Regions from separate parts of the Homo sapiens genome. Here region 2 is linked to region 1. A link is an interaction called in ENCODE POLR2A ChIA-PET data of the cell type or tissue named here. Cell type or tissue: CD4-positive, alpha-beta T cell. All regions are shown on one strand. Links, peaks and the distances in the headings refer to the core of each region. The heading gives the core; the rest is flanking DNA. Region 1 holds the start of MIR4737 (microRNA 4737). Region 2 overlaps VMP1 (vacuole membrane protein 1).

Region 1 (8,330 bases), core at 1,749-6,748:
TCTCTCAGATCTGAGACCTAAGGATGTGTTCCTGGAGAGGAGAGCACACATCAAGTGAGGGGAGTCTGGCTCTGCTCCCCTTTATTGCCCAGAGCGTCCAGGCAGACCAGTCAGCTGGGAGTATGTAAGGTAGCTTCCCGGCTTCTTCCATTGAGGAAGTCACCTAAGGGTGACCTTTTGGGTTGGAGCCCATTGAGGTGGTTATCCGCCTTCTGGAGAGCCAAGAAGTCCTTGAAACCAGGGCACCTCAGTGGTGGTTGGCTCCTACCAGCCTTCCTGTATGGCCCTTGCCCTCAGCCTACTAGAGAGAGAAGTTTACCTGCATGACTTGGAGGGAAAGGGAAGCTCCAAAGAGGCAGGAAGTTTGAGAACTAGAAAGCATCCAGTAGCAGAGCTATCAAGAGCCACATAAGAAAAGGGAGCTAGAAACTGATAAAGGACTCTGACGGGTCGGATTGTGAGTGTCTCATAGCTCTAGCAGTGGCCCATTGTCAATGGCACTGGCATCCACCAAATGGAAAGGGCCTGCTTGCCGGTCTTCAGAGGCAACAGAGAAGCCAGGAAGGGCTGGGAGAGTTAAGAGAAGCTGCATTCTACTCTGTCACCCATCTTGAGTAAGGACACCCCAAAGTGGAGTGGGTAGCAGTAGCTCTGGTAAGGAGGAAAGCAGGCTGATTTCCTAGGGCCTACAGGTGTGGAGAAAAGATAGAAATCTGGGCATCTTATTCTTGAAATTGTAAGTTTTCTTTTTCTTTGCAATAAAATGCATGACTGGCTATGGCCAGAGCAGTGTCTGGATGCTGTTGCAGGTGAGCATGCAGTGTGTGGCTTGCACACAGCTCAGAAGTGCCCAGCTGAGAGGATAGGTGGGGTTGCAGTTCAGTCCACGCTCTGCCCACAAAGCCATACCCCAACGGGACAGAATCCTCCCAGAGAAGAAGCCTTTTTCTGAGTCACCAAAGGCTTTATATTGGGTAGCAGAGGCTCTAAGCGTGTGGCAGGCTGAGGTAGGGAAAGAGGGAGGTTTGGGGATTGGCACCTGGCCACTTACCTAGGATCCTACAGTCAGTCACCACCCTTGTCTTACAGGATGATTGTGAGAATGAAGTGAACACATAAAATGAGTGTCTTGAGCACTAGTGTTTAAGCTTCCTTCCACCCCTCTCCCTCTCACCCCACCTAGTTCTAAGCCTGCATTTGTTTTAGTGACTGTGGATTCTTTCTAGGGACAGCCCCATGGACCTCCCAGGCCTACAATGCCCTGACATCGGTCGTGACATCATGCAAGAACTTCAAAGTGCGCATCAGATCTGCAGCTGCCCTTTCCGTCCCGGGGAAGAGAGAGCAGTACGGGTCTGTTGACCAGTATGCTCGGATCTGGAATGCATTGGTCACCGCTTTACAGAAGAGTGAAGACACCATAGACTTTTTGGAATTCAAGTACTGTGTCAGCCTACGGACCCAAATCTGCCAGGCACTGATTCACCTCTTGAGCTTGGCCAGTGCCTCGGACCTCCCTTGTATGAAAGAAACCCTTGAACTGAGTGGGAATATGGTCCAGTCCTATATTCTACAGTTTTTAAAATCAGGAGCAGAGGGAGATGACACTGGAGCACCCCACAGCCCACAGGAAAGAGACCAGATGGTCAGAATGGCCCTTAAACACATGGGCAGCATCCAGGCACCAACTGGAGACACAGCCAGAAGGGCCATCATGGGCTTTTTAGAAGAGATCCTGGCCGTTTGTTTTGACTCATCTGGATCACAAGGGGCACTCCCAGGGTTAACAAATCAGTGAAGATCCCACCATACTTTCTAGATGTCGAAGGCGGCAGTAGGAAGACCTGAGCTTGAGCATAAGATCTGTGGGATTTCATCTTAGGGGCAGAAACAATCCGTTCACTATTTATTTAGAATGACTTAGCAGCCATTTAAATTTTCACAGAGGGCTCAACCACCTTTGGAGTGACTCCATAGCACTGGCCATGGTCAGGGTTGTTGGAACATCTGACCTGTGCATCCAGGAGCCGAGGAGTCAGGTTGTAATACAGGCCAAGCAGACGGGCTTTGAGGGCATTTAGTCTCAGAAAAAAAAAATGTAGAAGGATTTCGGAATTAGAATTTTGTGTATTGTATCTGTAGTTTTGTAATAAACTAACGAAAAATAGTGTGTCCACAATCTCCTGTTGTTACCAAGTTGTATTTCTAGCAAGCTGCAAGCAGAGCTGCAGTTCAGCCAGTTTGTCCTGGCCCAGCTGCACAGGATGCGAGGATGCTGACAGTGCCTCACAGCCGCACAGGACCGAGGATGCTGACGGTGCCTCACAGCCACACAGGACGCGAGGATGCTGACGGTGCCTCACAGCCACACAGGACGCGAGGATGCTGACAGTGCCTCACAGCCACACAGGACGCGAGGATGCTGACGGTGCCTCACAGCCGCACAGGACCGAGGATGCTGACGGTGCCTCACAGCCACACAGGACGCGAGGATGCTGACGGTGCCTCACAGCCGCACAGGACCGAGGATGCTGACGGTGCCTCACAGCCACACAGGACGCGAGGATGCTGACGGTGCCTCACAGCCACACAGGACGCGAGGATGCTGACGGTGCCTCACAGCCGCACAGGACGCGAGGATGCTGACGGTGCCTCACAGCCACACAGGACGCGAGGATGCTGACAGTGCCTCACAGCCGCACAGGACGCGAGGATGCTGACAGTGCCTCACAGCCGCACAGGACGCGAGGATGCTGACAGTGCCTCACAGCCGCACAGGACGCGAGGATGCTGACGGTGCCTCACAGCCGCACAGGACGCGAGGATGCTGACAGTGCCTCACAGCCGCACAGGACGCGAGGATGCTGACAGTGCCTCACAGCCGCACAGGACGCGAGGATGCTGACAGTGCCTCACAGCCGCACAGGACGCGAGGATGCTGACAGTGCCTCACAGCCGCACAGGACGCGAGGATGCTGACAGTGCCTCACAGCCACACAGGACGCAAGGATGCTGACGGTGCCTCACAGCTGATGAGCTGCTGCTCCGAGCTTCTGGAGTGCCCGTGTTCCCCTGACCACCTTCCCTGCCACACCTCCCCACAATCCAATAACCAGAGTTAACTCCCAGCAAGCAGGGCCTTCTAACCTAGGCTACAACATTGACTTCTACCTACATTTCCTGATGCTCTTTAGGAGAATGTGATCCCACACACTAAATATATGGTTGTTTTGCCACCTTTTAATTTGTGCCTTTAAGAAAAGATCATTTGGTTAGTTGGTTACAAAGAGGGGTTTCCAATTATATTTTGATAATGCCCCACAAGTTATGAAGGTAACTTCTACTGAATATATATATTTAAATTTTGCATTTTTCTACTGAGCACCAACGATTTATTGGAATTGATTTCAATTAGGAATTTAGGGATATATAAGAACCAATTACAGTTGTCCATACTTATCTTTGATGTGGGACAATTAAGAAGTTACAAAAAATGGGTGTTGGTGATATTTTATCATGGTTATTTAGCTTAAAATACACGTGTAAAGGCAGGTGTCTTCCATTTTTCTCCTTTGCCTTTTAGCTGCTGTTTTCCTGCCTCTGACATGTTGGCTGCTCAGAAACTGCTCTCTGGGCAGTGATTGGGGAACAGGGTATTCAAGTTCACTAAAGGCTCAATTTTCCATTGATAGAATATCAGTGTCCACAGAATTAAGACTGCAAGCACAGCAAAGACACCCATATTGAATGTTCCCTTAAATTGCTTTTATTTGGAGACAATTCTGAACATGAAGTGTTATAGAGGGCCCAGGAAACTAAGTTGAGCCCACCTGACCCTGTGATGAATCTTGGAACTTCCGTCTCTTGAATACATTCTTAGTAGTAGCTTCTTGGCATTTTCAAAAAAGGAAAAAAAAAATATGGCATAGACAGCTTATTACTGTGATTCTTTGAGTTTTCTCAGGTGAGTTTTTTGATAAAATATTTGTGAAGTGGCCTCATGGTTTCATTTGATGATTCACTCTTATCCTTTCCTTATCTTGAATAAAATCCCATTCATTTTCTTTTTAAAACTTCAGCTTCTGTAAAGGTTTCCAGATCCTGATGTGGATGTTAATGTTCATGTGCAGGAAAACAATGAAGGCATAGCACCTCTAGAAACTTCAGAAGGCAGTGGTACCTGCTGTGTCCCAACAGTATGCTGATTCTCTTCTCTGCAGCATTGTGGGTGTACATACACTAAAGGACAGAAGCTCCTCATATGCCTGGGCACGTGCCTCCATAAAGCTGCTGTGGGGAAAGGAAGCCACTGACAATAAAGACAACTTAAGCTGATGAAAATCAGCACACAGCTCCACTGGTTCAGATTTCTAATGCAGAATGCCAGATTCTAAATTATCTTTTGACACTTAAAAATTGGGAGGAAGAGTCATCCAGGCACAGATGGCTAGGGCCCTTGTCCATTAGACTACAGCATTATGAGACGTTGCTTATCTTACTCTTTGAACCTTTTCTGTGACGAGTAAAAAACAAACAAACAAACAAAACATTAATTCCTATCCCCTTCCAGAACTCAAGAAAAGCGCCTCTTCTGAGGTTGGGTGCCATGGCTCATATCTGTAATCCCAATAGGCCAAGGCGGGAGGATCACTTGAGCCCTAGGAATTCTAGACCAACCTGGGCAATATAGGGAGACGGTCTCTACAAAAAAAAAAAAATTAAAAATTAGCTGGGTGTGGAAGTGCGCACCTATAGTCCCAGCTACTCAGGAGGCTGAGGTGGAGGATTGCTTGAGCTCTGGAGGTCAAGGCTGCAGTGAGCTGTGATCGCACCACTGCACTCCAGCCAGGGCAACAGAGTAAGACCTTCTCTCTAAACAACAAAAAAGGAAACCTCCTATGGAGCACCAATGCAAAGGTGTCCTTGATTTTGGTATTTGTGCTTGAATACAGACCATGAGCAAAAGCCTCACCATCTTTCCAGCATAAGAGCTAAGTAAATCAAATACTCTGGTTCATTCAGCCTTTGCTGCATTGATGTAGTGCAGTGGTTAAGAGCTTGGGCTTAAATCCTGGCTGTGCAGCTTTCTACCTGTGAAAGTTGCTTAACCCTTCTGTGCCTTATTTTATTCATCTGTAAAATGGGGATAAAAGTGCCTATTTCATAAGGATATTATAATGACTAAAATAGATAATACATAGAAAGTTCTTAGAACAGCTTCTGGCATTCAATAAATGTCAGGTATTTATTTCCTTGAATTTTCAGAGCAGCAGGCAGAAATACTGTCAACACATCATGAGCCTTTGTGATGGCAGTTAAACAGCTGGAATCTTGTAGGTCAGGTGCTAGCTGGCATGCCTCGGGAACCTGGATCAGAAAGATAAGCAGTGAGGAAGAGGCGCTGCTGCAGGACCTCTCTATCCTACTAGGAACAGCCCTCTGTCTAGCCCCCATGGGTCCCTCCCAGGAAAGAGAAGGGACTAGAAGTGGGAGAGGCCACACAAACTGAACAGGGAAGTAGGGGAGTAGGTCTTGGTTCTGCCTCATGACCCATCTCTGCGAGCCAGTCTTCAGGAATCACATCTCCAGCTTGCACACGCTCAGGAATTACTCCTGGTTTTAAAGGGCAACTCCTCTACTTAATGACTACACCCTTGGGCAGTCACTTGACCACTTATCTGTAAAGGGATACCAGTATCTCACACAGTTGTTCAGGAGTAGCTCCCATAATGTAAAGCACCTGGCTCGGAGCCTGGCATAGAGAGAGGGGCTCAGTGACAGATGGTGCCTCTTGTTACACTTTTCCTAGGTCTTCTCCCGGGGCTAGCATTTCTCTGCTTCTCATTGGAGTAAGATCCCTAGAGTGGGATATTGGAGAATGTCTGTCTGGTTCTAGTACACACCTTGAGTCCTCAAGCCTAGGCTGAAGGCATCCTCAGCTCCAGGAACATGGACATTATATTAGGGGTGGGGCCAAAGTCTTGGAAAATGAGCACTCATTCAATTACCATTTCCTTCCAACACACCCGAGCACCACAACACCGTAGCCCGCAGCCGTGGCTCACTGGACTCATCGGGGAGGAACGCGGTGGTGGTGCAGCCTCTCTCCAGGCATACTGCGTGAAAAAGCCCCTCCTTGAGAATGATTGCTTTACAGTCTCCACCATGACCAACCAGGATTTGCTGTAGGAATGCAGGAAAGTCCTATTAATAAAATGCAATCACATTAGTGGGTCAAATAAGAAAATACAAATGGTCATCTTTATGGATGCTGGAAGAGTGACGAAATGCAGTATCCTTTTCTGATCAAAATTATTTTTAAAAAAGAATTCAAAAAGATAATTCATTAGCATAATGAAATATACCTATCTTAATAGGGACTTCCCTAAAACTCAGAACCAAGACAAGCAAGAATGATATCACCAATATTACCTAATACTGTACAAGAAATTTTAATGGCCAATGTGATTCAATAAACCAAAAATCAAAATTTTCAAAGTTTTTTTTCAAAAAGAGGTTCCAAATTATCATTATTTGCAGAAAACCAGTCTGAGTGATTGGATTCACAAATCCTTGTGTGCAGAAAACCAAGAAAGTAATAAAACCAAAATTCAGAAAGTAATTAAACCAATATTCAGAAAGTAAAAAAACCAATAAAAGTTCTGTAAGGCAGCTGGTTACAAAGTAAACATGCCAAATCAGTAGCTCTTCTATATATCAGCAATAACCAATTTGATTTTTAATAAAAATTTTAATAATAAAAATACCTGAGAATAAATTTAACCAAGCTTATGCAAGGATTCTGAGGAAAAAAAATAAAAACTTTTACCAGTGGTCATAAAAGAAGATTTTTTTAAATGAGAAGATATATCATTACTAGACTGAAGGACTCAATCTATTAAAAGGCTACTTTCCTCCAAATCTATACATTTCATAAAATTCCCATCAAAATTAGAATTTTTTAAAGGACAAAATGATGTTTTTTTTCGAGACAGAATCTCACTCTGTCACCCAGGCTGGAGTGCAGTCATATTATCTTGGCTCACTGCAACTTCTGCTCATGGGTTCAAGCAATTCTTGTGCCTCAGCCTCCCAAGTAGCTGGGATTACAGGTGTGTGCCACCACACCTGGCTAATTTAAGGACAAAATGATTCTAAAGGTCATCTGGAAAAGTGAATAAAAAAATTCAAGCCAGGAATCAGGCTTACAGCTACCACACTGTGGAGGGAAAGAGAAATTTCTCCCCCAATTAGTGTGCATTTTTCAACCTTTAAAAATCCATGCTTTTGTTTTTTAAATAAAAATTCTTCTCCCATTCTCATTCCAGTCATACTCCGTCCTGTCTTTCCCACTGAATGTTACTATGAATCCTGGACCACAGGCATGGAGCAGCTAGCTCTGAAAACAAGGTGGTAGCAGGAAGATCAGGGAAGGAAAAGAGAACTCTAAACACCACCAAAGTGGCAGTAAGTCTGCCATTTTATTCCCCCTCTGGGGTCTCCTGGCCTGGACTCAAAGATGAACCAAAACCTGGAATTGCATACCAGATGCAGATAGAAAGAGCTCTGAGCCTCTGTTTCTGACCTTAGGAGAGAGGTAAGCACCCCTATAGGTCAGCAAAAGCGGGGAAATCCTGTGTTTGCTGTCTCTTTTCTCCCCACACCAGCCCCTAGGCAATCTCACTGCAGCAGTGGCAGCCAGGCAGGTGCCTAGAACTTCAAGGGAAGGAAACTCATCTCTCTGCCAGAGGAAGAATGGTCCCAACAGCAAGGGAGTCATGCCCATGGCTTTTTTCTCTTTACACAACCTTCCATGCTTGGCCGTGGAGGCAGACAGTCACAGAAACTGTAGGGCAGAGCAGTACAGTTAAAACCCTGACTTTCTAGCCAGAGGACCGGAAAGAGGGACCCCTGAGACTGTAAAGTGTTGAGATTTCAGAGAGGAGGGAACGCAAGAAGGCAATACCCTAAAGTTGTATGTGAACTCCTGGGCTCATGCCCAGGCATTCCATGTGTGGATCTGAACAAAGGCTTTGAGAACTGAACGGTGGGACAAGGCACTGTCCAGTCTCGTACCCGCCACTGGGTGGCGCACACACGGGGCGGATCTGAACAGCGCGGCAAAGGCTCTGAAGCTTAATTGATATTGAACCACAACCCGCAGGAGGCAGGTGGGAACTTGTGACTGAACCTAACCAGGACGATTGCCTGCCAAAGCAAAAACACAGGATTCCAACATGGCCCAGATTCTCATAACACAAAATTAGAATGTTCAGGATACCGTCCATAACTACTTGACCTGTAGAGAACAGAGAGAACCTTAATTTCCT
Region 2 (8,330 bases), core at 1,497-6,496, 270 kb after region 1:
TGAGGTTCTGTTATCAACAGTGACACTTAATAGATCAAACCCATACTCTTCTATATCACCAGAAGCATTTTGAGATGCAATATATTGGGGGAAAGCATATGCTACATAATCAAAATAATAAAAGTTTGAATCCTGGCTCTAATTCTGACCTATCTGATGCTTGGCAAGCATCACATAAAACCCTTAAGACAAGCCAGGCACAGTGGGCACGCACCTGTAGCCATAGCTACTCAGGATGCTGAGGCAGGAAGATCACCTGAGCCCAGGAGTTTGAGGCCAGCCTGGGCAACATTCTGAGATTCCTGTCTATGAAAAAAAAAAAAATCTTGAGACAACACCTGGCTCATTGTAGACACTAAGTAAATTTTAGTTCTCTAGAATCTCTACTTAGACTCTGTTATTTTTATCATTTGCCCCCCCCCACCGCTTCTGATATCTAAATGATCTGGTAATAAGAATTCACCAGTGGCTGGGCATGGTGGCTCACGCCTGTAATCCCAGCACTTTGGGAGGGCGAGGCGGGCGGATCCCGAGGTCAAGAGATCGAGACCATCCTGGCCAATAGGGTGAAACCCCATCTCTACTAAAAATACAAAAATTAGCTGAGTGTGGTGGCACGCACTTGCAGTCCCAGATACTCTGGAGGCTGAGGCAGGAAAATTGCTTGAACCTGGGAGGCGGAGGTTGCAGGGAGCTGAGATCGCACCACTACACTCCAGCCTGGCAACAGAGCAAGACTCTGTCTCAAAAAAAAAAAAAAAAAAAAAAAAAAAAAAGAATTCACCAGTATATGTGTTAGATAAAAATTCTCTAGGAAATCCTCTGGAACTTCAGAAGTTGCTTTAATTTAAATACAACTTTTCTTCTGTTGAGTTAAAACTTTTAACAAATTGTAGTCAGAAAGCCCTTTGAAAACTAAACATTAGGATGAATAAGTTTTCTTTTTCTTTTTTTTTTTGAGATGAAGTCTCACTCTGTCACGAAGGCTGGAGTGCAATGGCACGATCTCGGCTCACCACAACCTCTGCCTCCCAAGTTCAAGCAATTCTCCTGCCTCAGCCTCCCTACTAGCTGGGACTACAGGTGTGTGCCACCACGTCTGGCTAATTTTTGTATTTTTAGTAGAGTCAGAGTTTCACTATGTTGGCCAGGCTGGTCTCGAACTCCTGACTTTAGGTGATTCACCCGCCTCGGCCTCCCAAAGTGCTGGGATTACAGGTGTGAGCCACCACGCCCAGCCAAGCTCTGCTAGTTCTTAAAAAGCAATGTTAAGCATTTCAGTTTGCTCTGTCTTATGGTTCTGCCTCCAAATGCTCTGAAAAGAATTCCCAAGGGACCAAATCAAATTCAAATATTTTGTATTCACAATGGGTGGAACCAACAATTTCCACGTGTAACTACATTATCCATACTTGAAACAAGAATTTTGAAAAAGAGTCCAGGCACAGTGGCTCACGCCTGGAATCCCAGCACTTTGGGAGGCCGAGGTGGGTGAACTGCCTGAGCTCAGGAGTTTGAGACCAGCCTCGGCAACATGGCGAAACCCCAACTCTACTAAAATACAAAAAATTAGCTGGGCATGGTGGTGCGTGACTGTAGTCCCAGCTACCTGGGAGGCTGAGGCATGAGAACTGCTTGAACCTGGGAGGTAGAGGTTGCAGCAAGCTTATGGGTGACAAAGCGAGACTCTATCTCCAAAAAAAAAGAAAAAAGAGAAAAAGAATACTTAACTGCCAAAAGATTAAGCCTACATTTAGTCAAAAAACAGACAGAGAAGGCAGGAGAGACATATATACATGGATATAGGCAAAAACCAAATCATATATATTGCTAAATAAGAAAAGTTGGTCAGACGTCATGGCTCGCACCTATCATCCCAGAACTTTGGGAGGCTGAGGCAGGTGTATTGCTTATGTACATGAGCTCAAGAACAGCCTGGGCAACATAATGAGGCTGTCTCTACAAAAAATTATGCACTTGTGGTCCCAGTTACTTGGGAGGCTGAGGTAGGAGGATCACCTGGGCCCAGGAGGTCAAGGCTGCCATGAGCTGTGATCATGCTACTACACTCCAGCTTGGGTGACAGGTGAGACTCTGTCTCAAAAAAAAAAAAAAAAAAACCAAAAAAACCAAAAAACACTGTAATGTTGGCCAACTTTGGAGGATGCTAGAGAACCAACTTATTATTTTAAAAACTGGTATAATAAAGATCAAGTATTTATCTTTTTCTGATATAAACTATATCTCGGGGTAACTAAATTAGTGACAAGGAAAAGTTTTCCTTCATCAAAGTATTATTTCAGACCCAGTACAGTGGCTCATGCCTGTAATCCCAGCAGTTTAAAACCGGCCTGGGCAACACAGCAAAACCCTGCCTCTACAAAAAATTAGCTTGGCATGGTAGCTTGTGCCTTTAGTCCCAGCTATTCAGGAGGCTGAGGTGGGAGGATTGTTTAAGCCTGGGAGGTCAAGGCTGCAGTGAGCTGTGATTGTGCCACTGCACTCCAGCCTGGTGACAGAGTGAGACCCTGTCTCCAGTTAATAATTCAAAAAAAAAAAAGGTGTAATGTAACTGGGATACTAATATTTTATAACCTCTAATAAAATAATGGACATATATAATAAAAAATCATCCATGGTGCTAATATCACAAAAAGGAAGGACAAACAGACATTGTATCTCGTGATAGAAATACACAAGGCTATGGAGTGTATTCCTATTTACAAAAAAAAAAAACACAATTTATCAACTCAAAGGAAACACAAGGAACAGAGCAACATGCTTAAATTATACTAATTAGAATTTAGTCAGTAAAATTCAGACCATGGGAAATTATTTAACAGTTTCTTCAGCATAAATGTGAAAAGAAATAAAATCCCAGCACTTTGGGAGACTGAGGCAGGAGGATCACTAGGTAAGGAGTTTGAGACCAGTCTGACCAACATTGTGAAACCCCATGTCTACTAAAAATACAAAAAATTAGCCGGGTATGGTGGTGTGCGCCTATAATCCCAGCTACTCGGGAGGCTGAGGCAGGAGAATTGTGGGAATACGAGAGGAGGTTGCAGTGAAATGAGATTGTGCCATTGCACTCCAGCCTGGGTGACAGTGCAAGATCCCACCTCAGAAAAAAAAAAAAAGAAATAAACGTAATCAGAAAAATTTGAACACTAATTGGATAATGAATTTTAAGAGACTACTACAGTTTCTTTTAGGTGTGATAATGCATTTTAGGCCCCAAGGCTGATATATTTACAGATGATGTGTATTATGATATCTGGGATCAGCTTCAAGATAATTGAGAAGAGAATGAGAAAGGGTATAGATACAACAATATAAACTATTAGTTAATACTAGCTGAACTTGAGTGAGAGTATATTAAATTCATTTTATAATTCTCTGCACCTTTGGAAAATCTTCCATAGAAAAAAGTAGGACAGAAAGTGTAACATCTTACTCAAAACATGAACTTCTCCTAAGTTCAAATGTTAAGTCAAATGTTCAACAGTTCTTAAAGCAATCATGTGATTGAAGCTCATGACAAATTTCCTAAAAGTTAAGAAGGAAGTAACATAATGGACTGAAATGAAATCAAGGGCTGTATACTGTCTTATACGTAGTTGACTATATTTACTGTTATATTTTAGTTTAATTCTCCTAGTGTTTTCCCATATTAGCAAGAAACAATGGGAATCATGAGTCAGTACTCTCTTATTATGCAAATAAATAACAAGGGAATTTAGTCATCCAGGCAGGTGTCCCAAAACACATTATACCCTAGACACAGACATTTATTTATCTCAAATTAGATACTGAAGTCTCATCATTTCATAATCCTTACAATTTTATGATTCTCTATAAAATTCAAATATATATTTGTATAAGATACAAAATTCTTTACATTTGTTTATATTCAAAACAAAACATAAATTGTGGAACACTGAAAACTGTCAGCCTAAGTTTAATTAAGGAGAGAGAATGACTGGCTTCCTTACTGCAAAATAAGTGGTATGTACAGTCAAGCAATAATTCAGAAAGCTCTCCTCCAAACCATCTACTACATACAAATTTATTACCCTTAAATCCTTCTTAAACTAGAGAAGAGTTTAATATGCACAAAATATGCAAACCAACTGATAACACAGCATCTTCTTGGAGTGCTAATTTTATTCAAAGATTCATTCAAAGATTTATTCAAAGACAAAAATTCTGAATTTGTACTTTTAAAAAGTTTTGTCAGGTGAGGTAGGGAAAAAACATTTTGTCAAGTGAACTCACAAGCAAATCTGCAGCAAGGTGCTTTTATATTAAGAAATGTAAGTTTAATGATAAAAATCTGGAGAGCAGGAATTAAAAAAATCTATCTTTTTCACCAAGAAACCCTGTCTCTACTAAAAATACAAAAAAATTAGCTGGGCATGGTGGCGCATGCCTGTAATCCTAGCTACTCAGGAGGCTGAGTCAGAATCACTTGAACCTGGGAGGCGGAGGTTGCAGTGAGTGAGATTGTGCCATTGCACTCCACCCTGGGCAACAAGAGCGAAACTCTGTCTTTAAAAAAAAAAAAAAAAAGTTTTCATTTTATTTATTTATTTATATTTTTTTGGAGACAGAGTCTCACCCTGTTGCCCAGGCTGAAGTGCAGTGGCACAATCTTGGCTCACTGCAACCTCTGCCTCCCGGGTTCAAGCAATTCTCCCACCTCAGCGTCCTGAGTAGCTGGGATTACAGACCTGCGCCACTACACCCGGATAATTTTTGTATTTTTGGTAGAGATGAACTTTCACCACGTTGGCCAGGCTGGTCTTGAACACCTGACCTCAAGTGAGCCGCCTGCCTCAGGCTCCCAAGTAGCTGGGACTACAGGGGCCTGTCATCATGCCCAGCTAATTTTTTTTTTGTATTTTTAGTACAGACAGCATTTCACTATCTTGGCCAGGCTGGTCTTGAACTTCTGACCTCATGCTCTGCCTGCCTTGGCCTCCCAAAGTGCTGAGATTACAGGCGTGAGCCACCGCGCCCGGTGAATTAATTCTTATATATGGTGTAAGGTAAGGGTCCAACTTCATTCTTTTGCATGTGGATATTCAGTTTTTACAGCATCCCCCTTGTTTTTTTTTCTTTGAGATGGAGAGTTGCTCTGTCGCCCAGGCTGGAGTGCAATGGTGTGATCTCAGCTCACTGCAACCTCCACCTCCTGGGTTCAAGCGATTCTCCTGCCTCAGCATCCCGAGTAGCAGTGACTACAGGCACCCACCACCATGCCCAGCTAAGTTTTATATTTTCAGTAGAGATGGGGTTTCACCATGTTGGTCCGGCTGGTCTCGAACTCCTGACCTCAGGTGATCCACCTGCCTTGGCCTCCCAAAGTGCTGGGATTACAGGTGTGAGCCACTACACCCAGTCCCCAGCACCATTTGTTGAAGACTGTCCTTGTAAATGTTGAGAACAATATTAACAAATTTAAACATAACTTAGTGTGTGCTGTATTTTTAATATAACGAGACAGTTACAAAGAAGGAAAGAAGAGCAAACATTTGACCTATTAATCAGTATTTATTGACATTCCTATACTACATGGAAAACTTTTTCAAAAAAATTAATTAATTTTTTTTTTGAGATGGAGTCTCGCTGTGTTGCACAGGCTGAAGTGCAGAGGTGCAATCTTGGCTCACTGCAACCTCTGCCTCCCGGGTTGAAGTGATTCTCCTACCTCAGCCTCCCAAGTCACTGAGAATACAGGTGTGAGCCACCATGCCCAGCTAATTTTTTGTATTTTTAGTAGAGATGGGGTTTCACCATGTTGGCCAGGCTGGTCTCAAATCCACCTACCTCGGCCTCCCATAGTGCTAGGATTATAGGAGTGAGCCACCATGCCCAGCCCTATGTGCAAAACTTAATGCTGATTACTATGATGCTAATACTTTTAAGGTATATTTAATATTTTTTAGGATCCTAAATATTATTTGGGGAAGAAAGCCACCATACCAGCCAAATTAACTAATTTAAAGCATGTGTAAAGCCAGGCCTAATAAGCACTACAGACAATATATACTACAGAAATTTGGAGGAGGCAGTTATCACAGCCAGCCGAGATAGTGGTTTTCATTTGTTGGCCTTAAGGTTAATCCAGCAATGTAAATAATTTTTGAAGAACAAAAGTATAATATTAAGAAAAAAAGACAAATTTACATACAAAGTCCCTTTTCTAGCATGTTCCAAGTATCTTCTGTTATTCTAACATTTTTTTCATCAAAAGACTAATGTCATCAAATTTATAAAGCATATGCAACTAGTATAATAAATTTGTTTCCAGTGTTTATAAAAGAGCAACAGGAAACATGACAATTTTTCCTGTCTTTCATATTCAACAAATTCAACATGATGGTATTTCCTTTATAATTCTTTTAAAGCAGAACACAATTGCTAACACTTAACTGTGTTTCAAAACTCTGCTTCTCCTGAGGGTATGGTATTCATGCTCATTTTAATGAGTTAAGATTTGTAAGTGATCTGTTCCATAATCTTTAATTTCCTAAGAAATTGTTAGTGGGAAAAAATTACAGGAACATAACAAATCCCAATGAGTTAAAAAAAAAAAAACCTCAAATGGTAAAAGAAATCTTTAACCCATGAATTATTCCTACGGATGCCTGAATAAATTTAGGCATACAGGGCTGGGTGAGGTGGCTCACGCCTGGTGGATCACCTGAAGTCAGGAGTTCGAGACCAGCCTGCCCAACATGGAGAAATCCCGTCTCTACTAAAAATACAAAAAAATCAGCCGAGCGTGGTGGCGGGTGCCTGTAATCCCAGCTACTGGGGAGGCTGAGGCAGGAGAATTGCTTGAACCTGGGAGACAGAGGTTGCAGTGAGCCGAGATTGCGCTACCACACTTTAGCCCGGGCGACAGAGCAAGACTGTCTCAAAAAAAAAGCAAAAAAAAAAATTTAGGCACACAAAAAAAATTGTGTGGATTAGAATCCATCTGCCACTTAACATGCTGTCCAAAGAATTTTGTAAAATAAACTTAAGCAAACCACAAAAAGAATAACTGGAACAACTGAAAGTAAAATTGCCATATACGATCATACAGCCTGATACGTTCACTATAATAAGGCTTGGTTTATATTAAGAAATGTCTGACCTTACTTTAGTTAGCATTATAATAACTCAGAAAATGAAATGAGTTCTCTAAGAACATAATATTTTCTTGTTGTTGTTGAGATGTAGTCTCGCTCTGTAGCCCAGGCTGGAGAGCGGTGGCGGGTCTCGGTTCACTGCAACCCCTACTTCCTGGGTTCAAGCAATTCTCATGCCTCAGCATCCCCAGTAGCTGAGATGACAGGTATGCGCCACCACGCCCGGCTAATCTGTGTATTTTTAGTAGAGGCAGGGTTTCACCATGTTGACCAGGCTGATCTCGAACTCCTGGCCTCAAGTGATCTGCCTGCCTTGGCCGCCCAAAGTGCTGAGATTACAGGGATGGCCACCAGGCCCAGCCAGAGCACAGTATTTTAATCTAAAAGTAAGACATACGGGAGGATCACTTGAGCCCAGGAGGTTGAAGCTGCAATGAGCCGAGATGGCGCCATTGCACTCCAGCCTGGGCAACAGAGCAAGGCCCTGTCTCAGTAAATAAATATATAAATAAATAAATGCATACATACATATACACACACACAATTTTTATTTGCCAAATAAATAAAAGTAAAATTTTAAATTAAAAAAAGTAAGACATATGACATTTACCAATCTAATATTTATATATAACTATATATTACCAATCTAATATTTATATATATTTTATATAACTCTTAGATAAATTCTAAAAGTTTATCAGGTATAGAAATACTAGAACAAATTTTATAATGTAGTATACAGTTGACCCTTGAACAACATGGATTTGAACTGTGCCAGTACAAGTGATAATGGGTGTGCCTCTCATGGCTCCCCATCTACCTCCTCCACCTCCTTTGCCTGTGCCACCCCTAAGACAGCAAGACCAACCCCTTCTTTCCCTCCGCCTCCTCCTCAGCCTCAGCCTCTTCAACATGAAAATGGAGTGGAAATGATGATCCGTTTCCACTTAATTAATAATAAATATATTTCCTTTCCCTTATAATTTTCTTTGTAATATGGTATACAATACTGTATTAACACATACAAAATATGTGTTAATCTACTATTTATCATTAAGGCTTCCGTTCAACAGTAGGCTATTAGCAGTTAAGTTTTTGGGGAGTCAAAAGTTATATGTGGATTTCCTACTGCACAGGGGGTTGGCACCCCTAACCCACACATGGTTCAAGGCTCAACTGTGGTTCCAT

The links. Peaks named below come from ENCODE experiments on the same cell type or tissue, not always from the same donor. Only the 100,000 strongest peaks of a DNase experiment are listed, where the experiment ranks them.
Region 2: POLR2A ChIA-PET joins it to region 1 with 5 read pairs; 2 of 35 experiments call an interaction of 5 or more read pairs at or near these places.

What each region holds. Positions count from the first base shown.
Region 1 is chr17:60,037,031-60,045,360 of GRCh38, reverse strand. It overlaps HEATR6 (HEAT repeat containing 6), which reads left to right. Exons shown (of 20, transcript NM_022070.5): 20 at 1,227-4,353. The coding sequence ends at 1,798. MIR4737 (microRNA 4737) reads left to right here and starts at 2,256; the gene lies at 2,256-2,336. RefSeq lists enhancers at 5,199-5,493, 8,211-8,330. In CD4-positive, alpha-beta T cell, for the core only: no CTCF peak of the experiment used is centred there; no DNase peak of the experiment used is centred there.
Region 2 is chr17:59,765,397-59,773,726 of GRCh38, reverse strand. All of the region lies in intron 6 of VMP1 (vacuole membrane protein 1), which reads right to left. Among named protein-coding and RNA genes, the nearest start is that of VMP1, 62 kb to the right of the region's middle. RefSeq lists an enhancer at 4,910-5,411. In CD4-positive, alpha-beta T cell, for the core only: no CTCF peak of the experiment used is centred there; a DNase peak (open chromatin) is centred at 4,486.